3 separate regions of the Homo sapiens genome follow, and regions 2 and 3 are each linked to region 1. A link is an interaction called in ENCODE POLR2A ChIA-PET data of the cell type or tissue named here. Cell type or tissue: B cell. All regions are shown on one strand. Links, peaks and the distances in the headings refer to the core of each region. The heading gives the core; the rest is flanking DNA.

What was found. ChIA-PET counts read pairs that join two places held together with the same protein. Peaks named below come from ENCODE experiments on the same cell type or tissue, not always from the same donor. Only the 100,000 strongest peaks of a DNase experiment are listed, where the experiment ranks them.
Region 2: POLR2A ChIA-PET joins it to region 1 with 12 read pairs; 9 of 35 experiments call an interaction of 5 or more read pairs at or near these places.
Region 3: POLR2A ChIA-PET joins it to region 1 with 13 read pairs; 8 of 35 experiments call an interaction of 5 or more read pairs at or near these places.

What each region holds. Positions count from the first base shown.
Region 1 is chr19:902,805-912,197 of GRCh38, reverse strand. All of the region lies in intron 1 of R3HDM4 (R3H domain containing 4), which reads left to right. Among named protein-coding and RNA genes, the nearest start is that of R3HDM4, 5.7 kb to the left of the region's middle. RefSeq lists enhancers at 2,635-2,929, 7,381-8,139. In B cell, for the core only: no CTCF peak of the experiment used is centred there; DNase peaks (open chromatin) are centred at 2,827, 4,767, 5,477, 6,297 and 1 weaker place; H3K4me3 peaks cover 2,969 bases; H3K27ac peaks cover 4,378 bases.
Region 2 is chr19:1,255,990-1,265,382 of GRCh38, reverse strand. MIDN (midnolin) reads right to left here. Exons shown (of 9, transcript NM_001388306.1): 9 at 6,240-8,388. The coding sequence ends at 8,111. It overlaps LOC105372236 (a long non-coding RNA gene), which reads left to right. Exons shown (of 3, transcript XR_936233.3): 1 at 1-870; 2 at 1,824-1,953; 3 at 3,213-3,589. It also overlaps LOC107985303. Among named protein-coding and RNA genes, the nearest start is that of CIRBP, 8.6 kb to the left of the region's middle. RefSeq lists enhancers at 3,163-3,472, 3,563-3,742, 3,783-4,012, 5,663-5,822, 6,243-6,392 and 2 more and silencers at 4,053-4,292, 4,303-5,222. In B cell, for the core only: CTCF peaks have their summits at 3,574 and 3,777; DNase peaks (open chromatin) are centred at 3,582, 4,372, 5,002, 6,002 and 3 weaker places; H3K4me3 peaks cover 4,452 bases; H3K27ac peaks cover 5,000 bases.
Region 3 is chr19:954,107-963,499 of GRCh38, reverse strand. It overlaps ARID3A (AT-rich interaction domain 3A), which reads right to left. Exons shown (of 9, transcript NM_005224.3): 4 at 3,336-3,408. Among named protein-coding and RNA genes, the nearest start is that of WDR18, 26 kb to the left of the region's middle. RefSeq lists enhancers at 173-691, 6,222-6,923, 7,626-8,327 and silencers at 5,654-5,846, 8,077-8,336. In B cell, for the core only: no CTCF peak of the experiment used is centred there; no DNase peak of the experiment used is centred there.

The DNA of each region.
Region 1 (9,393 bases), core at 2,808-7,807:
TCAGTCCCCCAACTCCCTGGTCCGCCCCCCACACTCCCGGGTCCGTCCCCCCACCTCCCCAGTCCGCCCCCCAACTCCCTGGTCCACCCCCCCCCCCACCTCCCCGGGGCCGCGCCCCCACTCCCGGGTCTGCCCCCCCACTCCCCGGGCCCCGAGGTGCCAGCCATGGAGCCTCCCGCCAGAGGGTCCTGGGCCCCTGTCCGCGGGTCGGGGTTCACCCACGTGGCCATGCGCTCCAGCCTGGTCCCTGCCGCACGCCCGGCCCCACTCGCCCTCTGGGCTTGTCCGCGCCCCCTGCCTTTCCGGGCAGACCCGGCTCCTTGCTCTCCTTTGGGTAAATCCCTACAACCCTTGTGGGTTAAAACCTGGCAAGCAGGAGCCCGCGCGTCCTTCCCGGGGGACCCGGAAGCGGGGCGGTCTGTGCGGGGGTCAGCCGTGTGTCACCCCGGCCCGCACAGGGACCCGGGGACCCAGGGTGCGCCCCTGGGGTCCGTGTTGGTGGAGGGCGAGGAGGCGGCGCGTGTTCCGTTCCTGCCTCCTCCGTGTGCGGACGGCGCCACCTGGGCAGGTTATTTCATGCTTCCATGCCTCAGTTTCCCCTTCTGTAAAATGGGATAGTAAGTGTGGCCTCTTCTCCGAGTGGTGGGGGTTACCGAGCTGGCACTGCGGCGGGCCCAGCAAACAGGAGTGTCCGTTGTCTCATTACTAATTATCGTTAATGTTTTATTGGTTATTTTAGTAGTATTAATATTTTGAGACGGAGTCTCGCTCTATCGCCCAGGCTGGAGTGCAGTGGCACGATCTTCATTCACTGCAACCTCCACCTCCTGGGTTCAAGCGATTCTCCTGCGGCAGCCTCCCCAGTACCTGGGATTACAGGCGCCCGCCACCACGTTCAGCTAATTGTTGTATTTTTAGTAGAGATGGGGTTTCATCATGTTGGCCAGGATGGTCTTGATTTCCTGACCTCACGATCTGCTTGCCTCGGCCTCCCAAAGTGCTGGGATTACAGGCGTGAGCCACCGCACCCGGTCTTTAGTATTATTTGTATTTATTTATTTATTTGTTTATTTTTTTGAGACAGAGTCTCACTCTGTCGTCCAGGCTGGAGTGCAGTGGGGCGATCTCGGCTCACTGCAAGCTCCGCCTCCTGGGTTCACGCCATTCTCCTGCCTCAGCCTCCCGAGTAGCTGGGACTACAGGTGCCCGCCACCGCGCCCGGCTAATTTTTTTGTATTTTTAGTAGAGACGGGGGTTTTGCCGTGTGAGCCAGGATGGTCTCGATCTCTTGACCTTGTGATCTGCCCGCCTTGGCCTCCCAAAGTGCTGGGATTACAGGCGTGAGCCACCGCGCCGGCTAGTATTATTTTTAAATGATCATTTATTACTATCATCGTTATTATGTTTATTATATCATCACTATTATCTCCACTCAGAGGCCATACCCATCTCTACCGAGGTGATTTGTATCTGAAGGAGAAAGGATGCGTCTTTGATTGGTTGATTGGTTAATTGATTGGAGACAGAGTCTCGGTCTATTGGCCAGGCTGGAGCAGAGGATGCTTTTTTTTTGTTTTTGTTTTTGTTTTTCATATTAGAGACAGGGTCTTGCTAACTTGTCCAAGCTGGTCTCAAACTTCTGGGCTCAAGCCATCCTGCCTCCTCGGCCTCCCAAAGTGTTGGGATTACAGGCGTGAGCTACCACGCCCGGCCTAGTAGTAGTATTATTAATACAGGGTCTCACTCTATCACCCAGGTTTGATCACAGCTCACTGCATCCTCCACCTGCGGGCTCAGGCGATCCTCCTGCCCCAGCCTCCCGAGTAGCTAGGACCACAGGTGTGCACCACCATGCCGGCTATTTTTTTTTTTTTGAGATGGTTTCGCTCTTGTTGCCCAGGCTGGAGTACAGTAGTGCGATCTCGGCTCACTGCAACCTCTGCCTCCCAGGTTCAAGCGATTCTCCTCCCTCAGCCTCCTGAGTAGCTGGGATTACAGGCATGTGCCACCGCACCCAGCTAATTTTGTATTTTTAGTAGAAACGGAGTTTCTCCATATTGGTCAGGCTGGTCTCGAACTCCCAACCTCAGGTGATCCACCGGCCTTGGCCTCCCAAAGTGCTGGGATTACAGGCATGAGCCACTGCGCCCGGCCTGGCTAATTTTTTAATTTGTTGTAGAGACGAGGGTCTTACTATGTTGCCTAGGCTGGTCTCGAACTCCTCGACTCAAGGAATCCACCTGCCTTGGGCTCACAAAGTGCTGGGATTACAGGCGTGAGCCACTGCACCCACGTAACGTCTCCTCTAAGGGGGCCTTGAACCACCTGGTGTGGGCATTTACCCTCAAAATGGGCTCTTCTTCCTGAGTCTTCTGTTTTTTTTGTTTTTGGTGGGGGTTGGGGGGACAGGTTCTTGCTCTGTCACCCAGGCTGGAGTGCAGTGGCGCGATCTCAGCTCATGGTAACCTTTGCCTCCCAGGTTCAAGCGATTCTCCTGCCTCAGCCTCCTGAGTAGCTGGGATTACAGGCATGTGCCACCACGCCTGGCTAATTTTTGTAATTTTAGTAGAGACGGGGTTTCACTATGTTGGTCAGGCTGGTCTCAAACTCCTGACCTCAGGTGATCCACCTGCCTCGGCCTCCCAAAGTGCTGGGATTGCAGGCGTGAACCACCACGCCTGGCACCCTGGTCTTGAAGCCCAGGTGTAGTGACTCCTATGTAACTATGTAAATACACTCATGTTTCCGCTCTCAGCCGTCAGTCTCTGGGTGTTTACCTGCCAGCTGTGTCCTGGTGGGGGGTTGGGGACTGCTGGGGGCCGCCGCAGTCTGCCCCACCCCAGGCTGAGTCACCTCCGCCCTGAGCCCTGGCTTCCTGATGCACAAGTCGGTTCCTCTCTTGCTGTCTCTAGTGGGTTCCTGGGGGAGGGACCAGTGCTGGGAAAGGTGTGTTTTTGCTCGAGGGACTGAGGGTTCACAGTTCCCCTCTCAAAATCTGCAAGGAGTAGAATTGGGAGTGGCCGGGAGGCCTGTTCCCCCAAACTCCAGCAGCTCCCCAGCTTGGGCTGCCCCCCTCTTCTGTGGACACACATCCTCGAGCCTTCAGGGTCCAGGAAGCCTCAGATACCCCCGCTGGGTCCTCAGTTTCCTCGTCTGTAAAGTGGTCTTGTTGAGTGGCGTGGGAAACAGATGAACCAGCCCTTGGGAGGTGTGTCAACAGAAGTTTAGTTCTTCATTCAACAAACAGGCAGTGAGCGCCGCTGTGGGCCGGTCACAGGCCAGGACCGGGGGGCGGCGGTGGGCGGGGGGCGGACCCTGTCTTGTTCTGTGGGCCTAGTGAGCTAGTGATTAAGGAGCAAAGAAGTAAACGGGCCGGCTGGGGCCGGTTGGTTTCCAGAGCTTCCTGGTAAGGCTGACTGGGCTAGGTGGGGGGCGGGGCCGTTCCTGGGGGTGGTGAACACAGAGCTGAGGCTGGAATGAGCAGGTGCATCAGGCAGAGACCGGGGCTCCCTGAGTTTGGAGCACTGTGAGGAGGGGCCTGTGGCTGGACGTGGGATTTTTTTATTTTTTATTTTATTTTTATTTTTTTTGAGACAGTCTCATTCTGTCACCCAGCCTGGAGTGCAGTGTTGTGATCTCGGCTCACTGCAGACTTCATCTCCCAGGTTCAAGTGATTCTCCTGCCTCAGCCTCCTGAGTAGCTGGGACCACAGGCGCCCACCACTATGCCCAGATAATTTTTTTGTATTTTTAGTAGAGACGGGAGTTTCACCATGTTGGCCAGGCTGGTCTCGAACTCTTGGCCTCAAGTGATCCACCTGCCTCAGCCTCCCAAAGTGCTGGGATTAGAAGTGTGAACCACTGCGCCCGGCCAGGCATGGGGATTTTGATGTGGTCTTCCTGTTCCTTCCATTTCTGGAGAGGAGTGTCGGTGACTCCCAGGCCCCCCTGTCTACCCCAGAGGCCAGATGTTTTTTTGTTTTTGTTTTTGTTTTTGTTTTTTTGGGAGACAGAGTCTTGCTGTGTCACTCAGGCTGGAGTGCAGTGGTGCGATCTCAGCTCACTGCAACCTCCACTTCCCAGGTCCAAGCGATTCTCCTGCCTCAGCCTCCCAAGTAGCTGGGACTACAGGCGTGCGCCACCACTCCTGGCTAATTTTTGTATTTTTGTAGAGACAGGGTTTTACCATGTTGGCCAGGATGGTCTCCATCTCTTGACCTCATGATCCGCCCGCCTCGGCCTCCCAAAGTGCTGGGATGACAAGCTTGAAGATGTTTCTTAATTTCCTGCTGGAAACTGGTTGAAGTCAGCCAGCTCCATCTGATGGTGGGACTCGATTTCCAGTGCTCAGCTCAGCACTAGAGACCCAGGGGAGGGTGGCGAGCCCTCAGATACCAAACAAAACAGGCGAAAGCCCTCGTGTTGCAGTGCTAGGCCAAGGGGGAGCCAGGCCTGGCCCTGGGATGCTGGGGAGCCATGGGCTGTGCTGGAGCAGGGGAAGGACCAGGCAGGTCCTTGTGGGCCTGGAGGAGAGGCCTGTGGGGCTTTGGTATGAGGGGTGGTGAGGGAAGCAGGGTAGCTCTGGGGTTCTGGGTCAGACCCAGGTTCACATCCAGCTCCTTGCATTGTCTGGGTGGTGACGGGGGACAGCCCCACCTCTCCAAGCCTCAGATCCTTCATCTGTAATATGGGGTGATACCAGGCCCCTTGCTGGGAGGGCTTGAGCTGTGTCACCGAGCCCCGCCCCCTCTGACTTCCCCGAGGGCTCCCCTCGGATGTCACTTCTGTTATCGGCCCTGTCCAGCTGCTGGGGTGGAGAAGTAGGCCCCGGGGCCTCAGGGGGGGCTGTGGGTGAATCTGGGGCATGGGACAGAGTGCTCCGGCCTCAGGGAGGCAGCTTCAGGCTGATCCAGCTTCAGAGACGCTGGCTTAACATGACCCTGTATTCCCACTGAGTACCCGTCGGCTGCTGTGCTCTGTGCTGAGGGCATGGTCCACCACCTCCTTCTCCAGCTGCCCTCTTTGCAGCAATGGGAGCTTGGGCGGTGACTTTGTGCCTTGGTTTACAAATCTGTATAATGAGGGCCGGGCGTGGTAGCTCATGCCTGTAATCCCAGCACTTTGGGAGGCTGAGGCAGGCGGATCACTTAAGGTCAGGAGTTCAAGACCAGCCTGCCAACATGGTGAAACCCCGTCTCTACTGAAAATACAAAAATTAACCAGGCGTGGTGGTGGGCGCCTATAATCCCAGCTACTCGGGAGGCTGAGGCAGGAGACTCGGTTGAGCCAGGGAGGTGGAGGTTGCAGTGAGCAGAGATGGCACAACTGCACTGCAGCCTGGGCAACAGAGTGAGACTCCATCTCAAAACAAAACAAAACAAAACAAAAAAACCCCAAATCTGTATAATGGGCATCAAAGTAATAGAACTTGCCTCCCCGGGGACAGCACAGGTGACAGGAAATGAGCCCAATGTGGGGAAAATACTCAGTCCAGCGACACTTACGATCAAAAGCAGTGTGGCATGGCTGAGGGGTGAGTTCCCCATCATAGGAGGAAAACAAGCAAGTGGCAGCTGAGATGAGGGGAATTCATCCCAGGCCCTTTTGGCTCTGAGTACCCCTCCCAAACCAACTTGTTCCCACTTTTTGAGAGGGGGCTGAGGTTAAAGGTTGCAGGGTGAGCCGGGCGCGGTGGCTCATGCCCGTAATCCCAGCACTTTGGGAGGCCAAGGTGAGCGGATCACGAGGTCAGGAGATCCAGACCATTCTGGCTGACACGGTAAACCCCATCTCTACTAAAAATACAAAAAATTAGCCAGGCGTGGTGGCGGGCACCTGTAGTCCCAGCTACTCGGGAGGCTGAGGCAGGAGAATGGCGTGAACCCGGGAGGCAGAGCTTGCAGTGAGCTGAGATCGAGCCAGTGAACTCCAGCCTGGGCGACAGAGCGAGACTCTGTCTCAAAAAAAAAAAAAAAAATCCCATCTCTACTAAAAATAAATAAAAAATTAGCCAGGCGTGGTGGCGGGCGCCTGTATACCCAGCTACTCCGGAGGCTGAGGCAGGAGAATCACTTGAACCTGGGAGGCAGAGGTTGCAGTGAGCGGAGATCGCACCACTGCGCTCCAGCCTGGGTGACAGAGTGAGACTCTGTCTCAAAAAAAAAAAGGGGGTTTCAGGGTGAAGCTTCGTAGCTGGGGTTCACACCCTGGGCTGAGATTCCAGGACCTGCCCTGCTAACGCCGCAGCCTGGCGAGGAGGCAGTTTCGGAGTTGCCAGGCTTGCCTGGGCCATTGAGTTCTGAGCACCTGGTCCAGGGTGGAAGCTTGACCCGTGCCTCTGCCTGCAGGTCCCTATTGGTGGGTGCTTGTGCATATGTGAGATTTTTGTTCTGATGACTTTTCATAGATTTTTGCCGCAGTCTGTGGAGACTGTGCTGTTTATCTGCCCGTCCCCTTCCTGCTTCAGGCAGCCCTGGGTCTCCTCACCTTGCTTACTTTTTTTTTTTTTTTTTTGAGACAGAGTCTTGCTCTGTCGCCCAGGCTGGAGTGCAGTGGCGCGATCTTGGCTCACTGCAACCTCCACCTCCCAGGTTCAAGTGATTCTCCTGCCTCAGCCTCCCGAGTAGCTAGGATTACAGGTGCATGCCACCATGCCTGGCTAATTGTTTTGTTTTGTTTTTTTTTTTTTTTTTGAGACAGAGTTTCACTCTTGTTGCCCAGGCTGGAGTGCAACGGCATGATCTTGGCTCACCGCAACCTCCGTCTCCTGGGTTCAAGCAATTCTCCTGCCTCAGCCTCTCAAATAGCTGGGATTACAGGCATGCGTCACCATGCCTGGCTAATTTTTGTATTTTTAGTAGAGACTAAACATGGGGGTGTCTCCATGTTGGTCAGGATGGTCTCGAACTCCCGACCTCAGGAGATCCTCAGCTTCCCAAAGTGTTGGGATTACAGGCATAAGCCACTGCGCCCAGCGTACTTTTTTTTTTTGAGGCCAAGTCTCGCTCTGTTCACCAGGCTGGAGTGCAGTGGCACAATCTTGGCTCACTGCAACCTCTGCTTCCCAGGTTCAAGCAATTCTCCTGCCTCAGCCTCCTGTGTAACTGGAATTACAGGTGCATGCCACCACGCCCGGCTTATTTTTTGTATTTTTAGTAGAGACGGGGTTTCACCATGTTGGCCAGGGTGGTCTTGAACTCCTGACCTCAAGTGATCCACCTACCTTGGCCTCCCAAAGTGCTGGGAACACAGGTGTGAGCCACCACGCCCGGCCAATCAGCTTGTTTACTTTTGATTGAGATGTAACAGCTGGTCTGTAAAGTGCACAGACTTAAGGCTTGAGGACTCTTTACATGTGTGTGGACCCTGGAGAGCATTGCCCTCATTTCTGACCCCCTTGACTGCATTTTTTTTTTCTTTTTTAAGACAGAGTCTTGGTCTGTCACCCAGGCTGGAGTGCAGTGGTACGATCTCATCTCACTGCAGCCTCCACCTTCTGGGCTCAAGTGATCCTCCCTCCTCAGCCTCCTGAGCAGCGGGGACCGTGATGTTGCCCAGGCTGATCTTGAACTCCTGGCCTCAAGCTGTCCTTCCTCCTCACCTTCCCAAAGCTCTGGGATTACAGGCATGAGCCACCGCGCCCAGCTTGCCTCGAGTGAATCTTGTCTCAACTGGCCTAGAGTTTCCTAGCGTTTTCCAGTCTTTTGGGGGTTGCAGGGGTGGAGTGGGTTGCTTTTAATTTTTGTGTTGGGAACTCTGGATGCTATTAGGGATTTTCGACTGTGGGCTCTCTTGGAATCACAGAATTTTTATTGAGGATTGATTTGGTGGTTATTTTTCTGAGCGTCTCCTGTGAACGAGGCTTGGCTGTGAGTGCCGGCGGTGGGGGTTACAGCCAGCCAGCAAACCCGAGCCGCCTGTGCGAAGGTCCGAGGCGGGACGGGAAATCGTGTCTTGGAAGCAGCAGCGGCCAGGAGGTGCCACTGTGGGGTTGGAGCAGAATGTGTTTCAGGTGGGGTGGAGTTAGGAGATAAGGGTGGAGCCGATCCTGGTACCCCCAGACCCTGGAGGCCATGGTCAGCCCTGTGGTGTGGGGGTTTGTGAGCCCAGTGGAGCTAGCATTACGGTTTTTTGTTTGTTTGGCTTTTGAGACAGAGTCTCGCTCTGTCGTCCAGGCTGGAGCGCAGTGGCACGATCTCGGCTCACTGCAAGCTCTGCCTCCCCGGTTCACACCATTCTCCTGCCTCAGCCTCCCGAGTAGCTGGGATTACAGGTGCCCACCACCACGCCCGGCTAATTTTTTTGTATTTTTAGTGGAGACGGGGTTTCACCGTGTTAGCCGGGATGGTCTCAATCTCCTGACCTCATGATCCGCCCGCCTCGGCCTCCCAAAGTGCTGGGATGACAGGCGTGAGCCACCGCGCCCGTCCTGTTTGTTTTGAGACACGGTCTTGCTCTTGTTGTCCAGGCTGGAGCGCGCGGTATTGCAGTCACAGCTCACCGCAGCCTCAAACTCCCCAGGCTCAAGGGATCCACCCACCTTGGGCTCCCAAAGTGCTGGGATTACATGAGCTCCCACGCCCAGTTTGTGTGGTTTTTCCTTGCCAGAAAAGTCCCCATCCATGAGGCCCCCCCTCACCGGCCCGCTTCCCAGGTGCCGGGTGGCTGCGGTGCGCGCCTACCTCCCCCCAAACGCCGCCCGCTTCCCGGGTGCCCGGTGGCTGCGGTGCGCGCTTACCCCCACCCTGTCCAACCACCCGCTTCCCAGGCGGCTGCCTATTCCCCCCACACTGAGTGGCTCGGCCCTTGGATTCTCGGTGGGAGGCCCAGCTGTGACAGCTAATCCATCTCCACAATTAATGCCATTTGCTCCGGCCAGGCCGATTAGCTCTGGAGGGGGGCCGCTGCAGCCGCACTCTCCTCCTGGCCCTGGGGACAGGGGACATTAAGGGGGGGGTTTGCGGGGGGGGCTGAGGCATCACCTTGAGCTTCTGGGGCTGTTTTCTGGCTCCTCTGCTGCTGGGAGTGGGGGATGTGGATAAAATCAAGTTTCTTGACTCTCCATTTCTGAAGGAAGCTGTTCACGTCCCAAAGGCTGTGGGCCTTGCTGGCTTACAGCTAACACCTTGAACACTGGGGTTGGGGGTGGGCGGCAGCTTTTCTTGGTCATTCACCTGCTGTGTGACTTTGGGCAAGTGTCTTCACTTCTCTGAGCCTCGGTTTACTAATCTATCATCACAGTTTTTTGTTTTTTTTTGAGACAAGGTCTCACTCCGTCGCCCAGGCTGGAGTGCGGTGGCACAATCTCAGCTCACTGGAGCATCTGCCTCCCGGGTTCAAGCGATTCTCTCACTTCAGCCTCCTGAGTAAGCTGAGATTACAGGCGCACGCCAC
Region 2 (9,393 bases), core at 2,072-7,071, 350 kb before region 1:
TACACCATGCACTCGGCATCCGGAGACCCTGCCTGCCACAGGCACACGCAGTAGACAGGCTGGGGACAGGACGGACCCCGACCTGCCCTGGGGTCACACACCTGTTTGCTCTTTCAGTACACAGGATACTGCAGAGACATAGGTGACCCCTTCTGCTGGGGCGCAGACCAGCCAAGCACATGTGGCGGACGTGTAGTGACGTGCACCCATGCGTGTCTGTGACGTGCAGATCAGGTGTCTGTGAAAGGCCCAAGACCCTGCATGGCCCACGGACACCCTAAAGCTGACCGAGGCTTAGGCTCGCCTGCGTGGACGCTGGGGATGCAGCCACCTAGTTTCTGAAACTGGGAAAAGGTCTGGGGGCTCCGGAGCCCCCACCTCCATGCAGCCTCAGATGTTGCTTAGCAACAGATGCGCGCTCTGGGGTAGGCGGATGGATCTCCACCTGGGCCCAGTTCCCTCTCATGGGACTACACGTCCTGTGCCTAACAGAGAGGTCAAAGAGTGGGGATTTCCTGCAAAGCCAACCAGGCTCAGGGTGGCCCTGCCTAGGGTGGGAGGTATCTCCATGGCAACAGTGGAGTGGGACAAGTGGAGAGTATTTCCCCACTCTCCCAGGCAGCTGCAGGGGCTCAGGACCTACGGAGTGCAAGTGAAGACACCTATGTTGCATCTTGCTGGAGAGGCACCTGGCACCTGCCCGCCCCAGCGTGCCTGGAGGGTTCCCACATCCAGACGGACAGACGGGCCAGGGGACACCCGTCCAGGCAGCCATGGCTGCTCAGCCACAGTCCCTGGAGGGTCAGGGGCCCAGCTGTGAGGCAGGCGGTGCCCAAGACGCTCTCTGGACCGCACTGCTTCATCTGAGAGGTGGGCATGCCAGCAGCACCTCCTGGGGTTAGAGGCGCACAGGGAAGACCTGGTAGGAAGTCGGTCAAGGGCAGTTAGCAGCAAAAGACAGCTCCACGCAGCGCCAGGCTTTCCTTGTTGTTTGCTTCCTTGATGTGGCAGTCCACATGGAATCATCCCGTATGCAGGCCGGGAGCGCTGGCTCATGCCTGGAATCCCAGCACTTTCGTTTGAGTCCAGGAGTTTGATACCAGCCGGGGCAACATAGCTAGACCCTGTCTCTACAAAAAAAAAAAAAAAGCAAAATTAGCTGGGCATGGTGGTGCTCACCTGTAGTCCCAGCTACTCAGGAGGCTGAGGCAGGAGGATCGCTTGAGCCCAGGAGTTCCAGCGAGGCTGCAGTGAGCTGTGATGGAGCCACTGCGTTCCAGCCTGGAAAGAGAGTGAGACCCCGTCTCGAAAATACTAATAACTGGGGCCAGGTGTGGTGGCTCACACCTGTAATCCCAGCAATTTGGGAGGCCAATGCGGGTGGATCATTTGAGGGCAGGAGTTTGAGACCAGCCTGACCAACATGGTGAAATCCCTTCTCTACTAAAAATAAATAAAATTGGGCTGGATGCTGTAGCTCACGCCTGTAATCCCAGCACTTTAGGAGGCCGAGACAGGCAGATCACTTGAGATCAGGAGTTCGAGACCTGCCTGGCCAACATGGGGAAAGCCCGTCTCTACTAAAAAAATACAAAAATTAGCCGGGCGTGGTGGCGGGCGCCTGTAATCCCAGCTACTCCAGAGGCTGAGGCAGGAGAATCACTTGAACCCGGGAGGCAGAGGTTGCGGTGAGCCGAGATCGCGCCAATGCACTCCAGCCAGGGCGACAGAGCGAGACTCCGTCTCAAAACAAAAACAAACAAAAATAATAATTGTCCCGTATGCTAACTCTCCTGTTTCATTTGTATTTCCAACATGCACAGAAAGACTTTTGGAAGGCATAGGTTGGGGCTCGCCTGGGAACCCCTCTCCATCCCCCACCCAGACTCCAGCAGGCTGGAGTCAAGCTTGGCTGGGCAGCGGAGGATCACTGGTGCACAGAGGGGTGAGTGGGTGAGTGTCTGTGGCTGGAGGCCCTGGGGGTGTTCCTGCCCCCGCCCAGGCGTGTGTTGGTTGTGGGGGAAGGCTGCTGCCCTCTCTGTATCTGGTCAGGGCCCTCTTTGTATCTGGTGACAGCTGCGGTGTGTGGTGGGACTCTGCAGGCTGGAGTTTTGTTTGGGGAGGCCTTGGCCCAGGCTGAGCAAGGAGGTTCTGTTTGTTTTAGGGTCACACAGTGGATTGAGGTTGGGGACAGGTATATGGGGTGTGTCTGGGGGGGGGGGTTGTGTATCTGGGAGCCTGGCACACCAGCCGCACCCATAAATGCGTGGCCTGTGGAGGGCTGTCCCGGGCGTGCTGGTCGGGGGTGTGGGATGGCTGTGCAGGCCCCTCGTGGGATGGCACCCATTGGTTTTGCTTGCTCTCCCCCAGGGCTGAGTGTGGGTAGCGTCCTGGGTATGGGGCATGTGCCCTCCGTGGAAACCAGCTGTCTCCCTTGCCCCGCTCCACCCACATTCCAGAGGGGTTGGGGGTGCCCTCCCAGGCTCCCGCCCGCTCCTCGACCTCCGACCTCGGCCCAAGCCCACTCTCTCTGCTCTGGCAACCGAGGAGGCAGCTGGCTCCAGGGAGGGACTGCAAGGCGGGGGAGGAAGCTGGAATGTGCCCCGGGGTGAAGGGGGCCCCCAGAGAGGGGGCGGAAGCAGGGGAGGGACGGAGGGGCGGAGATGGTGGTACTGGGTTGGGGAGAGCGCCAGAGATCGGGACAGAAATAGAGAAAGGCAAAAGAAAGAGAAATGGAGGGAGTGAGAACCAGAAAGAGGGTGGAGGCAGGGCCCAGGTGACAGCCTCCCCTCCCCCACCCGCTGGGCTGGGCTGGGCTGCTCACCTGTCCCAAGTGACCCCAGAGGCAGCCAGTTCTCTGCCCTTCCAGGGCTGGGCGGCCCGTGGGTGGGGCTGCACCAGGCTCCTGGGTTGGGCCCCAACGCCCTTGGCCACGGGGTGGTGGCGTCCCCAGCCTCCAGCCCGGTAACTCCCATTCCCATGGTGCTGGGAGAGGAGGGCGGGTGGGGCAAGGCCCTGTGGGGGCGGCTGTGCCCGGGCACTGGCTCAATCCCTCCAACCCAGTGGCTCTAAGCCAAGGGCCTGGCTTCCACTGCTGTCCACCCTAGCCACCTCCCAAGGCAGCTCCAAGGGCGCATTCGGCCACCCCCAGAGGACTCCGGCCTCAAGCCAAAAGCCATGACCTCCACTGACCTTCTCCTGCCCGCCCACAGCTCCGCGTCTCCCCAAGCACCGCTCACCTGTGAGATCACCGCCTGGCAGGGACGCCAGCACGGGCTCCCAGCCACAGGGCAGCTCCCACCCTGCGAACTCCAGCTCTTCCCAGGCCGCTCCAGAGGCCAGGCTGCACAAACACCTTGGCTAGTCTCCCCACCTGGCACAGGCCCTGTTCACTCCAACCACTGCCTTCTCTGAGCACACACCAAGTTGGAGCCCACAGCCAAGCAGCGGGCGGCCACGGGGGATTCCTGCCTCCTGAGTCCTCAACTCTCTTGGCCCGGAGCTCACACCGGCATTTCAGATTTTCTCCTTCCCCCTGTTACCCCCGCCTTGCCAACCACCTCCCTGTGGACCTAAAGCCACCACCTTCCGGGCACACCGTAGTTCCTTTTTCGTCTCTACCTCCCCCAGGGTGAGGCCGCCAGGGTCCCCATCGATCATCGATCCAACTCGACCGCCCCCCAAAGTCCAGGCCACGGGTCTAGCCACCTCCCAGATGTCCTGGCCGCCGCTCCCCCTCACCTGCTCTTCCTCTCTGGTCCCCCAAGTCATCCCTCCAGTGGCCGACTTGGGGAATCACCGTTTAGGGTCCTTGTCAGCCTCGCCTTTCCTCCCATCTTTGATTTTTCTCCACCAACTGACTTCCCGGTTGCCCCCGAAAAGCACTCGGTTTCACGTTTCCGGGCCTTGGCACACGCCGTGCCCCCTACCTGGCGCACCCTTCCCGCTTCCTACAACACTTGGCAAACTCCTGCTCCTTTGGCAAAGCCTCAGCCCCAAAGTCCCCCTCCTCCTAGCCTCCTGTCTGAGCTCCCCCAGCCTAGGGACCGCGGGGAGGCTGGGCCGGGGTCTGGGACGTGCAGTGGTGCAGGGGTGGGGGCAGCAGGAAACGCGTTGGCGTGAAAGGACGGGTGCACGTGAGCGTGCCCGTGCCGGGGGTCCACGTGCGGCGCCCCGGGGCTCGCCCCCTCTTCCGTCCAGGCCCCGCCGCAGCCGTCAGACCCTCGGCTGCGCCTCCCGCCCCCAACTTTGCAGACGCGCGGGGAGAGAGGCGGGGCTGCAGCGCCTCCGCGCTTGCGCCTGCGCACTCGGCGCTGCCGGGCTGAAGTCCCGCCTTCTGGAGGCTTCGTCGCGCTGCTACTGGGGCACGCCGATGAGCGAGCGGTGCGATCACCAATGAGGCTTCCCCGCTGGTGGGCGGGGCCTGGGCCGCGCGACGCGCGGACGGGGGCGGGCAGGGCGCCCTACCCGGGGTGACGTCAGGCTCCTTTCGCGGCGCGTTGCCCTGGAAACCGCGTTTCCATCCCGGCGGGTTTCCGGGGGCCGCCCCCTCCCATTCAGCTTTTTCCTCAATGGTTGGGGGAAGGGAGCGATCCAGGGCCGACCCCGCCCCGCGAGATCCCAGCGGTCCCTGCCCTCTTTGTGCCTCAGTTTACCTCTCCGTGCTTCCCTACGCACACTTGGCCTCCGCCTGCCGCCCCTCCGCCCGCTGCACCCCTGGTTGGGCTGACCCTACCAGGCCAGGGCTCTGAGCCTGGAGCTCCATACCCCACCCCACGCCCCCAGGGCACAGCCTTGACCCCTGGGATCCCCAGTCTGGGGTGGGGGTCGGCATCCCGAGGGGCGGGTCCTGGAGTGCAGGGGACGCGCCCCCCACCCTGCAGGCTACAGACACAGCCCCTGTGATTCAGCAGGTGCTTCAGACAACATCCTCCTTCCTCCTTCCCACCCCGCCCAGCGAGGGGGCGGTGGCGCCCTGGGGCCCTCGCCTTGACCCCAGGCCTGGCGTCGGTGACCCGCACCCCCACCCTGAGCCCCGAGGGGACATCCGCACCAGGGACGGGGCGGGGGGTGGGTGCCGCCTGACTGGGCATCCGCCTTCCTGCCGTGGGCGTGCGATGATTTGGGGTTGACTGGGCGTTGGGAGGGGCAGAGGGGTCTCAGGAAGGTGCTCCCAGGCCACTCTCTGAACCTGTGCCCCTTCCCCTGGGGGCTCCCGGTACTGGGGCCCCTAGAGATGGGATAAGGGGTGGAGGTCACATCATTGAACAAACACCCCAAATCCTCTGGGCCAAGTGATGTTCCTCTTTGGGCCTCTGTTCTCCCATCTATAAAATGGGAGCCCAATTACTTCTCATAGGCAACTCTTGTTACCTGAGGAAATACAGGTTACAAAATTTAAAAAAAGACATGAAATAGTGTTATTGCCTCATCTCTGCCCAGCCCGGACATGGGTGGAGGTGGGACCCCAGAGAGGACTCAGTCCTGGTGAGGCTCACGGGGAGCTCCAGGCTAGGGACAGAGAGAGGGAAGGGTGGGGTCTGCGGGACGGGGTGGACAGGGGTGGAAGGCGCAGGCTGGGGAAGTTCCCAGACAGCAAGGGACAGCCGGACCAGGGGTGTTCCTAGACAGGGGGCAAAGGCCGGGAGGTTTGGAGCTGAAGGCCAGGTCTGGGAAGGGCTGGAATGTCAGGAGGTGTGGCCAGAGAGGCCCCCCAGGGCTGGGTCAAGCCAGGCCTGTATCACCTGCCAGCCCAAGGTACCCTGCGGAGTCCTAGGTCCTCCCAGTCGGCCTGGTGATCTCCCTGCAGCAAGCCACACAGATGTGAGACTCCAGGAAGGGGAGCAGGTGGGTGTGGCAGAGTGGGAGTCCCCGACTCCTGTGGCTGGGGAGAGCTGGTGGTCGCGTCTCCCCCATACTGGCAGGTCCTGAGGGGGCCAGGGTCCTGCCCAGGCCACGAAGCAGGCAGGCAGGCCCTCGCCCCACACCCTAAGGGACTTCCGGCCTTGGGTACCAGGAAGTGGCTGGGCTCCTCCCTCCCACCCTGGCTGCTTCCTGCCCACCCGGCAGCCGGGGAAGGAGCGTGGGAAATTCTCAGGGCCCTGACCCCTGCCCCACCCCCTCTTCGGGGCCTTGGGACCCAGGTCAGTCCCTCTGACTCCCTGAGCTGACATCCCACCCCAGGAACCCTCCCAACCAAGGCCAGATCCCCCCACTAGGCGAGCAGGCGGGAGTCAATGTGTGTTTCATTTTCTGTTTATTACTTGAAATCACGGTGCTCGTGTAGGTTTTTTTTTTTTTTTCAATTTTATGTTTTCATACATGAAACTCACGCCAGGTGCCGGGACCCCCACAGCCCGACCCCCCGAGGGCGGGTAATGCTTTCTTGGGCAGCCCTTACCGGGCAGAGGGTGGCGAGCCGGTTCCTGCCTGGAGGTTCCACCCTCAACCAGTGGAGGCACAGACGTTATTTAAAAATCGTTAAAAAACAAAACAGAACACACATTTAAATAGGTATCCAAGACAGTTCTTCAAAAAACAAACCCGCCCCTTTTACTCCTTTTTTTTCTATTTTTTTTTCTTTTTTTTTTGGAAAAATGAAAACAAAACAAAACCCAAAATCCTTGAGCTCTACCCTCTGGGACCCCTCCCTGCCCACCCTCCCACAAAAAAATTTACAGCGCTACAGTTATAACACGTGATGTTCACATCTGAAACCATTAACTTTCAACACATAAAGGGGGGGAGTTGAGGACCTGGGGTTCACCTACGAGAACAACGGTGGGGGACAGGCAGAGCCAGGACAAGACCGACAGGTGGGGTGAGGAAGGGTCCAGACATCTCCATTATCATTAAAAAATAAAAAGTGAGTGGGGAAAAAAATCCAAAAACTACCCCATTGAAATGGCCCCAGTAGGGGATTTGTCCCTCCCCTCTGGAGACAGACACCCCTAGGGCAGGGGCACTGAGAGGCAGGGGGTCCAAATTAGACCAGCAGCGGACCCCGCCACGGGGGTTAATGCTACACGGAGTTGTCGCCCCCTGCCCAGGGGATTCACAGCTCAGCACCCCCTCCCATCCTCGCTGCAGGAGGGGCCCCCAGACAGTCCCAAATCCACATCCCTCAGGTTGGGCCGGGAAGGAGGGCTCGGAGGGGGGAACTCCCCAGCACCCAGCCATTCTCTCCCCTTTTTCAAGAGTTCCCCAACCACTATTGGCTCAGTCAGAAAATTAATAGTCTATAAATACCCCAAACTCAGGCAGGAGGTCAGAAAACACGGGAGTGGGGGCGGAGGAAACAGCACAGTCCGCCGGCTGGGGCGGGGCGGAGGGCAGGCTGGGGGGGTAGTTCCCCTCTCCCTTCCCGACAGGAAAGGGTGCCATGCCCCTGCACCCAAACCCCATGGGGACCTCAGCCCCAGCCTCTGCTAAAACAGCTTTGCTCTCCTTGTTAAAGAAATGAAGGAAAATGCAAAAAAAAGATCAAGAAAAGAGGATAGGAGTGGAAGAGAAACAGTCCCCTCGTTGGCTTCTGTGACCTGTTGGCTTGCTGTAGCCCAGTGGGCGCTGCTGGCCTGGGGTGGAGACCCCGAAGTCTGCACTGGGGGGTGGGGTGGGTTCTGCGCACTGCGGCCCCTCCCCTCATCTGTAAAGTGCATAATGACATATCGACATTTTTGACTTAAAACCTGAATAGGGTCGGGGGGGAAAGGAGGCGGCGGAAGGGATGGGGCGCGTTTCTCCGTCTCCTTCACTCTCCGCCATCCAGAGAGACTGCTACATATTGGAGCTGGGGAAGGTTGGCAGGGAGGACCGACCTGGCGCAGAGGTGAAAGGAGACAGACGGAGGAGGAGGAGGAGGAGGAAGAGGAGGGCAGGAGTGAAGGGTGAAGGAGGTAGGAAGCAAAGCCCATGAAGAGTCCAGGAAACCACGGTCAGAACTTTTTAAAAAAAGAAAAAAATAATAAAAAAGAAGAAAAGAAAAAAAGACTTCTGGCTGGGGGAGTGGCCGCCTGCCCTCCAGGGCTGGGCCACGTTCTCTCCGGGGCTCTCGGAGTCCCCGCCGCCCTGGGCTGGGGTGCGAGGGGCGAGGGTGGCCGATCCGAAGATCCTAAGCCACCACGAACTCTGACTTGATGTCAGGGTTGACTTCTGGCTTCCACACGGAGTCCTCGAAGTCGAGGCCCAAGCCGGAGGCCTCGCTGGGGCTGCCGCCGCCCCCGCTGCTACTGCTGTCGCTGCGGCCGGCCTTGCGGCTGGGTGACCAGTGGTACGGACCCCGCGCGTCCCGCCGGGCCTTTCTACGGAGCCGTTTCTGCTGCAGAAGCAGCTGCAGCCGTTCCACCTTGCAGCGCGTGGCGCGGTTTTCTGTCTGCCGAAGCCGGTCCCCTGCAAAGGAGGTAGTGGCCTGTGACTCCCAAAGCCTCCACCTGCTGAACACAGAGGACCACCCCAGACCCCAGCAAATGCCCCTGAGGTCAGACACAGTCCTGCCCTCCCTGGAGGGAGGTCAGCAAAGGAAACAGTCAAGGACATCCACCATGCCGGGCACAGTGGTTCACGCCTGTAATCTCAGCACTTTGGGAGGCCGAGGCAGGAGAATCGCTTGAGCTCAGGAGTTCGAGACAGGCCTGGGCAACCTCAGGAGTTCGAGACAGGCCTGAGCCACAGAGCGAGACCCCTCCTCTACAAAAATTACAAAATTAGCTGGGCATGGTGGTGTTTGCCTGGAGTCCCAGCTACGCAGCTGGCTTCTAATTCTCCAGCTCAGCCATGAGCTGGGGAGGTCAGGACTGTCCTGCCTCATTCTTCCTGGAGTCCTACATGGAGGGGGCTTGGCCGCTTCTGTGATCCGAGGGGAGATACTTGGGGGTTGTACCTTGGTTTTTTTTTTTTTTTTTTGAGACGGAGTCTCGCTCTGTCGCCCAGGCTGGAGTGCAGTGGCGCGATCTCGGCTCACTGCAAGCTCCGCCTCTGGGTTCACGCCATTCTCCTGTCTCAGCCTCCCGAGTAGCTGGGACTACAGGCGCCCACCACCACGCCTGGCTAATTTTTTGTATTTTTAGTGGAAACGGAGTTTCACCATGTTAGCCAAGATGGTCTCGATCTCCTGACCTCGTGATCCGCCCGCGTCGGCCTCCCAAAGTGCTGGGATTACAGGCGTGAGCCACCGCGCCCGGCCAGTTTCCCACTTTTAAACTGAGCTGGGAGGAGCCCCCGCGACGGGTGCAGAGCCCAAGGGCAGTACAGTAGCCATCTTCTGGTGAGACTCTGGAGGGAGTAACCCGCCGTTTGGGAGTAGCTGGGGCCAGGCTGGCAGGGGGGTTGTGTTCGCTGCTTTTCCAAGTCACTGAAATGCTTAGGGGTGGGCTCTGGCCCCGCCTCGGCCTGCCA
Region 3 (9,393 bases), core at 1,744-6,743, 52 kb before region 1:
CCTGCACCAGGAGCCTCTGGCTTCAGATGTCAGCTCCACCTCTGCCCAGCCCCTCCCTGGCCTGACAGTAGGCAAGACCCACTTAAACCTATCGTTCTGTCCGTGAAATTCTGCACTTAGGAGATCAATTGTGTACAGTCTGTGGCCCCCACCCCATGTTCTGCCTACGTGGGGTCCCAGCACTCAGTGGCATACAGTAGGCGCTCAGTGAAGACCAGTGAGGGCAGGTGGCCCAGGCCATAGCTGCTGCCCACTCACCATGGGGTGGGAGGGGACGCCCATCGCCCTGTTAGGGATGGGGACGTGGACATCGAGGTTCTGGGATGTGACTGGCTGGAGAGCGGGTGCAGCCCTGAGTGAGCAGCCGGCCCTCTGCCTGGTCGAGGCCTGCTACCCCCGGAACCCCCGGTGTCTGACCTTCCAGAAACACCTCCCACCACCCTCCGCCACTTCCAGGCCCTTCCCAGGTTGCAAAACCCCCAGTGAATGGAGGAGATCCCAGGTTGGAGGAAGACGGGCCTCAGACCCGATCCCACCTGAAACCCACTTTACAGCCTGGGCGAGAGGAGCCGCGCCGGGTTTCAGCTGCAGGATCGGCCCGGAAACCTGCCCAGAGCCTCCGCCCGGCCCCACTCGGGACACCAGTTTAGGCCTCAGAGTTTGCAAAGTAAAAGTAACGGCATCAGGCCGGGCGCGGTGGCTCAAGCCTGTCATTCCAGCACTTTGGGAGGCTGAGGCGGGCGGATCACCCAAGGTCAGGAGTTCGAGACCAGCCTGGCCAATAGGGAGAAACCCTGTCTCTACTAAAAATACAAAAATTAGCCGGGCGTGGTGGCGGGCGCCTGTAATCCCAGCTACTCAGGAGGCTGAGGCAGGGGAATCACTTGAACCTGGGAGGTGGAGGTTGCAGAGAGCCGAGACCCCGCCATTGCACTCCAGCCTCAGCAACAAAAGCAAAACTCTGTCTCAAAAAAAAAAAAAAAAAAGGATCAGCAGCAGAGGGTTGGTTCCCAGGGCCACGCCCTGGCTCTGCAGTGGGCGGGAGGAGGATGTTTACAGAAGGAGCTGGGAGCATCACCAGGGCCCGTCGTGGGGCCCAGATAAGGAAGGGTGGGGAGGTTGTCAGGGAACAGCAGGTCAGGTGGTCCAGCTGCTGCTGCTGAGGGGAGAGGGTGTGGTCAGGACCCCTCCCTCACTTCTAGCCCCCAGAGAATTCTGAGAAATTTAGTTAGAGTTTTTTACTTTGTGACACAGGGGAAAAAAAAAATTATTTCTCTCTGTCTGGAGTGAAGGAGAGGAAGATTGTGAAGTCTAGGGTGATGGGCAGGTTCACCTGACGGATTCTCAGCTCCAAGGGCCCCCATTACAGAGCAGGAAGCTCCTGGAGGAAGCCAAGGAAGAGGGAGCTTTGAGGCTGGGTTTTGAGGGACGCATAGGAGCTCGCTGTCTCCTGTCCTGTAGGAATTCCCAGCTTGGAGAGGGAGGTAAAGCTGGACACCAACCCTCACGGCCCCACGTGCCACGGGCCCCCATCTCACCCACACTCATGAGCAGCCTACCATGCCTGCTTTTTGTTTGTTTGAGACGGGGGCTCCCTCTGTCACCCAGGCTAGAGTGCAGTGCTGCAATCTCGGCTCACTGCAACCTCTGCCTCCTGGATTCAAGCAATTCTCCTGCCTCAGCCTCCCAAGTAGCTGGGATTACAGGCGCCTGCCACCACGCCTGGTCAATTTTTGTACTTTTAGTAGAGACGGGGTTTCACCATGTTGGCCAGGCTGGTCTTGAACTCCTGACCTCAAGTGATCCACCTGCCTCGGCCTCCCAAAGTGCTGGGATTACAGGTGTGAGCCACCATGCCCAGCCCTCACCGTGCTTTCTAAGTACCCCCAGGACACCAGGCACTGTACCAGGCACGGGTAACAGCAAAACGGGTTGGCTTTGGACCCAGGAGCTCGGAGCCCCACAGCAGAGTGGTCAGGGCTGAGCAGGTGCGAACAGGATGATAAAGGGTCATGGGGAGGATCTGTCCAGCCTCACAGGGGGCAGTGGGCCCTGGTCAAGCCTGGCCTTGGAGGATAACACAGGAGGGGCCCCCGCCCAGGTCCCGGGTCTGGATCCTCTGTTCCCAGCACGGGAGGGGTTAACTCGGAGGCCGCTGGGCAGTGTGGGCCAGGGGGCCCACAACCCTCCTCCTCCTTCCCTTCCGGGCGGCTGGCAGTGGCGGGTCTGGGGCCTGTGTTTATAGAAGCCAGGGGAGGGGTGGGCGGAGGCTGGGACACAGCGGGCCCCTGTGACGGCCCCAAGTGCAGGGACAGAGCCCTCTGCCCCACCCCTTCCGACCTCTGTGGGCCCCAAGGCCTCCTCCCCCGTCTGAACAGTGGGGATCGGAGCTAGCTCCCTGCCCTAGAGGAGTGTCCAGGGGGGTTGGGGCGGCTCCTACCTGGCAGCAGACGCTCCTAGGACCCTCTCCGGCCGACGAGGACTTGGAGGCGAGACGGAAGCCCTTGCCGCACTCTCTCTGCCCCGTGGTCACTCTAAGCTGGGGTGGGGCCTGGGAATGGCCGCTGGGACACCCCGGCTACCCTTGGTCGTCTGAGTCTGTCTTGTGTCTGGACCTCAGTTTCCCCACCTGGACACCAGCCCAGACCTGCCCTCTCTAGGCCAGGAGACTTTGGGGGCACAGAGCCTGGTATACCGTTGGTGCCCAATAAGTGTGCACAGTAAACAGCGGCCCTGCACTCAGCACATCTGGGGTACCTGCTGGCCACTGAGTTTTGGGCAGGGACTGTTTGTGGCCCGTTTTTACAGATGGGGAAACTGAGGCCCTGGTGGGAAGAGGGGAGGGGCCAGGACTCAAATGTCGCATTGGCCGCCATGAGATCATTAGACTCTAAGCCATCTCGCGGCCGGGCGGGGGGCTTCTGTCCTGCCGCACCTGCACCCACCTGGCCAGCCCGAATCTGACCCCACTCCCTAAACACAGAGGCTGGTTCCACTCCCCCATTACCCAGTAGTGGGGACCCCCACTTCACTGCACCCTGGATGCTAAGGAGATGACCTGGACTGTCTGTTCTGGGTTGGGGCCCTGAGACTGCCCTGCCCCCCACCAAGGGACCTACCCCTTAGACTCACAGGCGTGCCTCCCGCGTCAAACCTCCATGGCAGGATGTGTTTCCCCCCAAGACACCCCTGAAGTCCCTCCCGATTTAGGAGCCTTGGATGCCTCCAGCCACGGGGTGCTCACCACCGCCCCGACATACCTGGAGCCAGTAGGGCCCCTCCTACAGCCCTGTTTCTGTGACCTCCCTCCAGCGGGGTGGGGGCAGAGGGCTCACCTCGCTTCTGCATGAAGCTGAACAAGTCATCCAGGAATTCCTTCCTCTTGGGGTCCCCGTCGAGTTCGTAGAGCTGTGAGGGTGGAGAGGGGATGGGTTAGTTGGTGCCAGAGCTCAGGTGTGGGAACCATGTCCCTCCTGCACTGGAGGCCAGGTCAGGAGGACAGGAGCAGGGGTCACCACCCCTAGGACCCTCAAGCCGCTGCCAGAGCCGAAGACCCCGCTGGGCAGGTGAAGAACCACAAGGCTGCAAGACAGAAATGCCGGTGAACGAGCTTCCCAGAGGGTCTGCAAGGAGGCACCAGAAACCAGGTGGCCTGGGACAAGACAGTGTCCTCTCCCGGTCCAGGGGCCCGGGAACCCCAGATCAAGGTGCGTCCTGGCTTGTGGCCGCAGCGCTCCAGTCTCTGCCTCCGTCTCCACAAGACCGTCTCCCCGTCTCTCTCTCCTCTTCTCAGGACACCAGCCTGCTGGTTTTAGGGCCACCTCATCTCAAATCGATCCTTAACTCCCTTACAGCCACACGTTGCAGCTTAAAGCAACAGAAATCTATTCTCCCGCGGTCCCGGAGCCCAGAAGTCCAAAACCAACTTCTCTTCAGGGTGGCGGCTCACACCTGTAATCCCAGCACCTTGGGAGGCGGGTGAATCGCTTGAGCCCGGGAATTCAAGACCAGCCTGGGCAACATAGTGAGACCCCATCTCTACATTATGATAACAAAAAGTTACCCAGGTGGGGTGGCTCATGCCTACAGTCCCGGCTACTCGGGAGGCTGAGGTGGGAGGATTGCTTGAGCCTGGGCAGTGGAGGCTGAAGTGAGCCGAGACCGCACCACTGCACTCCAGCCTGGGCGACAGAACGCAACCCTGTCTCTAAAAACAAAACAAAACAAAAGATGTCTGCAGGGTTGCGTTCCCTCCGAAGTCTCCAAGGGAGGAACCTTCCTGCCTCTCACGGCTTCTGGGGGCTCCAGGTTCCTGGGCTTGTGGCCGCGTCGCTCCAGCCTCTGCCTCTGTCTTCGTGCAGGATGCGTCCTGATAAATGTCTGTTGGTGATTTCGTCAGTGTGAACATCAAACAGTGAGTCACACACACCTCACGGGTGGAGCCTCCCACACACCCAGGCACAGGCACAGCCCAGCCAGCGCTCCTGGGCTACAAATCTGTGGCTGTCCTGGGTCCCGTAGGCAGTGGCAACGTGAGCATGAGTGTCTGTGCGTCTAACACAGCTGAACACAGAAAAGGTGCACAAGAAATATGGAATTTTTTTTTTTTTGAGACGGAGTCTCGCTGTCCCCAGGCTGGAGTGCAGGGGTGCAATCTCGGCTCACCGCAACCTCCGCCTCCCGGGTTCACTCCATTCTCCTGCCTCAGCCTCCCGAGTAGCTGGGACTACAGGCGCCCGCCACCACGCCCGGATAATTTTTTGTATTTTTAGTAGAGACGGGGCTTCACCGTGTTAGCCAGGATGGTCTCGATCTCCTGACCTCGTGATCCGCCCGCCTCGGCCTCCCAAAGTGCTGGGATTACAGGCGTGAGCCACTAGAAATATGGAATTCTAATCCTGTGGGACCACCGTCCCATCTGCGGTCTGAGGTTGACCAAAGTGTCAACACGTGATTGTATGTCAGTAAGTTCCCCCGTTTCCAAATGAGGTCCTGTCACAGGTACTGGGAATCCAGTGCTTGAACCTGTCCTCTTCTTTTCTTTTTCTTTCTTCTTTTTTTTTTTTTTTTTTGAGATGGAGTCTCGCTCTGTCGCCCAGGCTGGAGTGCAGTGGCGCGATCTTGGCCCACTGCAAGCTCCACCTCCCGGGTTCACGCCATTCTCCTGCCTCAGCCTCTTGGAGTAGCTGGGACTACAGGCGCCCGCCACCACGCCCGGCTAATTTTTTTGTATTTTTAGTAGAGACGGAGTTTCACCATTTGGCCAGGATGGTCTCCTGACCTCGTGATCCGACTGCCTCAGTCTCCTAAAGTGCTGGGATTATGGGCATGAGCCACTGCGCCCAGCCTATTTTTTTTTTTAATTTTAATTTTTATTATTATTATTTTTAGATGGAGTCTCGCTCTGTCGCCCAGGCTGGAGTGCAATGGCGCAATCTCAGCTCGCTGCAACCTCTGTCTCCGGGGCTCAAGCAATTCTCCCCCCTCAGCCTCCTGAGTAGCTGGGATTACAGGCACCTGCCACTATGCCCAGCTAATTTTTGTATTTTTTGGGTAGAGACAGGGTTTCACTATTTGGCGAGGCTGGTCTTGAACTCCTGACCTCAAGTGATCCGCCTGCCACAGCCTCCCAAAGTCTTTTTTTTGTTTGTTTTTGGAGACAGGGTCTCACTCTGTTGCCCAGCCTGGAGTGCAGTGGCGCAATCATAGCTCACTGCAGCCTCAACCTCCTGGGCTCAAGGGATTCTCCTGCCTCAGCTGCCCAAGTGGCTGGGACCACAGGCACTCGCCATCACACCCGGCTAAGTTTTTACATTTTCTTTTGTAGAGATGGGTCTTTCTATGTTGCCCTGGCTGGTCTCGACCTCCTGGGCTCCCTCGATCCTCACGTGTTGCCTTCTCAAAGTGCTGGGGTCACAGGCGGGAGCCACCGCCCTCCACCTTTTCTTTGGGGGACACAATTTACCCTAGGACAGTGCCTGCCTGAGTTCACACAGCAAATCGCTGCAAAAATTCACCAGCATGCCTCCCGGGGCTGTCCTGAGGGTCGGACGGGAGCGCATTTGTTCCGAGAACTGGCTCTGCTTTGCAGGTGAGGAAACTGAGACACAGCGGCGAGTGCGGGACCAGAGCCTGGGGGCTGCTGGGGACTTGGCCCAGAGCCCCGCCCTGCTTCCCATCCCGGTCCTCCTGTCTCCTGCTGGCTTCCCCGCACCTGGAGCCTGGAGTCTCAGCCTCCAGCTATGAAATGAGCCACCGACCGCCTCTGCCTGCCAGGGTGGTGGCTGGGGAGGAAGAAGATCACCAGGCCCCGGAACGTCTTCCAGAGGGGAAAGAGGCTCCGTCTGGGGTACAAGGAGCCAGGAGGTCCCCCAGCGCCCCCCCCCACCCACAGGTTCGGGCGGGCAGGGTGGGGGAAAGCCGGCAGGGATAATTAGAAAGCGGAGTTCAGGCGGGGGCCAATTTGCCGAGGAGGAGCTGCGACAAATACCAGGCTGCCAATTAAGCTCGGGGGAATGTGGCTGGCTGGGCAGTGGGGAGCCTTGAAACCACCAATTAGGCCTCAGCTGGGATGATCGGTCATTAGGGCCCAGAAGGAGACCCACGCCCAGCCCCTGCTGCTGCGGGGACATCCCAGGTGCTGGGGAGGCCGGCCAAAGGCCCCATCACCCTGCAGCCGTCCTGCCCCTCTCTGGGCCTCAGTTTCCCCGTCTGTGTATTGGAGGCCCAGTGAGGCCTTCCGGGAAGGGGCTGGGGGGGCAGCCAGGAGTCCTGACCTCTGCCCTGGGTGGTCGAGGCTGCCCGAGGTCCAGCTGCCTGGTCTTTGTCTCCGCCCCAACCCGGCCAGCGCCAGACTGGCCAGCCTGCATTCCTGCGCTGATTTATGGTGGCCGGGGAGGCCCTTTCCCCTTCAGCTGCCTGAGGGGTGTGGGGCCCTCAGGTAGACCCGGCTGGCCGGGCCGGTGGGTCCCATGAGCACAGGCACGCACACATGGCCACACGCCCGGCCTCGTCCTCTGACCCCGGCCCGGCTGCCGCCCCCTCCCCTCCACGTTCTTCCTCCGAGACCCCGTCCATCACCGAGTCACGGATCTAGGAGTGTATCTGGGGTTTAGTCTGTTTTGTTCCCAGAGTCTGGAATCAGCCGAGCACACAGCAGTTGCCTAATAAATGCTCGTTACTTGAACCTTGATTTTCTCAGCTGCAAAAGTGAGCCGGGCAGGGCGGAGAGGGGGACAGGGCGGAGAGGGGGACAGGACGAGCTTGCCAGGGAAACGCCTGAGGCAGCAGGTACTGGAATGGGGAGGACTTCACCGCTGGGGCTGTCCTGGGGTGAACGCCATCCCCCACCCAAATTCACATCGGCCCAGAACCTCAGAACGAGACGTTATTTGGAAAAAGGGCCTTTGCAGACGTGATCAAATTGAGAAAAAGTCACAGTGAAGGCCGGTGGGCACTGGAGACGGTCGCACAGAGACAGAGGCCGGCCACATGTCAAGGGACTCCTGGAGCCCCCAGGAGCTGGGAGAGGCGGAAGGCTCCTCCTGCAGCCCCTGGAGGGAGCGCAGCCCTGCGGACGCCTCGATTTTGGACTCTGGGCTCCAGGACGGAGGGAGAACAGGTTTCGTTTGTTTTACGCCCGCGGTTTGAGGTCCTTCGTTACGCAGCCCCCCGGCTAAGAACCGCACGTAGAGGCCAGCACACCTTGGGCCCTTCCAGGGCGAGCGGAAGGTCCTCTCCTCTGAGATTCTGACCCGGTATTACGGGGTCTACCCTGCCTGGACCCCCCCTTCCCTGGCACAGCCCCTACAAGAAACCTCACCGCACCTCCTGCCTCAGTTTCCCCATCTCTCAAATAGAGTGTGTGAGAAAACACAGCAGCTTTACCCCAAGCACCTGGCGCCCCAGCTACCCTCACATCCCGGATGGGGAAACCGAGGCGCCAGGCAGCAATCAGCTGCCCCATGTACAGCCAGCCAAGGTTGGGGTTGGAGAGGGGAGCCATTAACTCCCAGGCCAAATGGTGGGCGAACTGGGCCGGTGGCGAGGCACGGTCAGACCCCTGTGGGGCCGGGGCACTGATGCGTGGCAGTAAAGGGAGGACCTGCGGGGGCCCCAGCTGCTGGCGGGGGAGGCGGCTCTAATGGCCGTTGCTGTGGGCAGCCAGCAACAAAGCCAGCAGTAAAGGCCGCCTGGGCTTTATGGGTCTCTGGCCCCCGGTTCCGCTCCCCTGTGGGGGGCGCCCCGCCCTGGCCAGCTGGCCGAGGCCCCAGGGATGGGAAAGCAGGGGACGGTGTCCAGGCTGCCCATGGCGGTGTCCAGGCCCCCCTTGTGGGCCAGATCCCGGGTTGAACTGCTGGGCCACAGCACACCCCATGGCAAACCCAGGCCTTGGTTCTCACCTGGGTTCTGTGGCCGAAACCCTGCCCCTCTGAAACGTCAACCAGAAAGCTCTGAAATCAGCCGCCCACCACACACCCACAGGAGCCCTAAACCCAGGCTGGAGATTGGGCAAAATCTCCGGAAACTCCCTCCCCAGGGGCTGAGGGCCGAGATAAGCGGCCCGCACTCCCCTCCACGCCGCCTGACCTCCCTGGGGCCTGCTCTGATCACGGGAGGGGTCGGGTGTGAAGTTCTGAAGGTGCCCCTCCGCTGAGACCCCCACCGCCCCCCATCAGCCCCGAGCGGCCGCCTTCGCCCCGGCTGTTCCTCCCGTCTGCGAGGCCTTCTCAGCCCCTTCCCTTCGTCTGGGTCCCCTGTGGTCATTCCCTCCCTGGAGGGGAGCCCCCCGTCCTCCCAGGACCGATATCACCTCCGCAGATGCTCTGCTCCCACCCACCTTTACCGACCACCGGCCTCACGGGGTTTCTGGCTCACGGCCCCCCTTGGACCCCCAGCCCTCGCATGGCCCCAGCTGTGTGGATTCACGCATTTGTCTCTCGTCTGTCTGCCCTGGAACATGCGGAATTCTTATCTTGTTGCCAGCATCCAAAATCGGGCACACAGCAGTTGCCTAATAAATGCATGTTAAATGAACTTGCTTTCTCAGTGCGATGCCAAGAAAATGCGGGGCCACAGGGCAGGCCTGGGGGTCTTTCCCTGAGGGGGTCCCCTCCCCTCTGTCCACTTCCTGCTGTGGGGGATGGAAGGTGTGGACCCCTAATTACCAAGGCTGGGCCCATCGTCTCCCCTTCCCAGCACCACCTGCTTCGGAGAAGGGGAAACCGAGGCACAGAGCGCGTGGAGCCAAGCCACCTCCAGGTCCCCCGGCCGCCCCTCCTGCCAGACCCTTCCCCACTCAGCAGTTGGGTGGGGTGGGGGGTTTTTCACAGACATCTGAGCATGACCCTCCCTCGGCCACAGCCTCCCAGGGCCCCCCAGCACCCTCCTGGC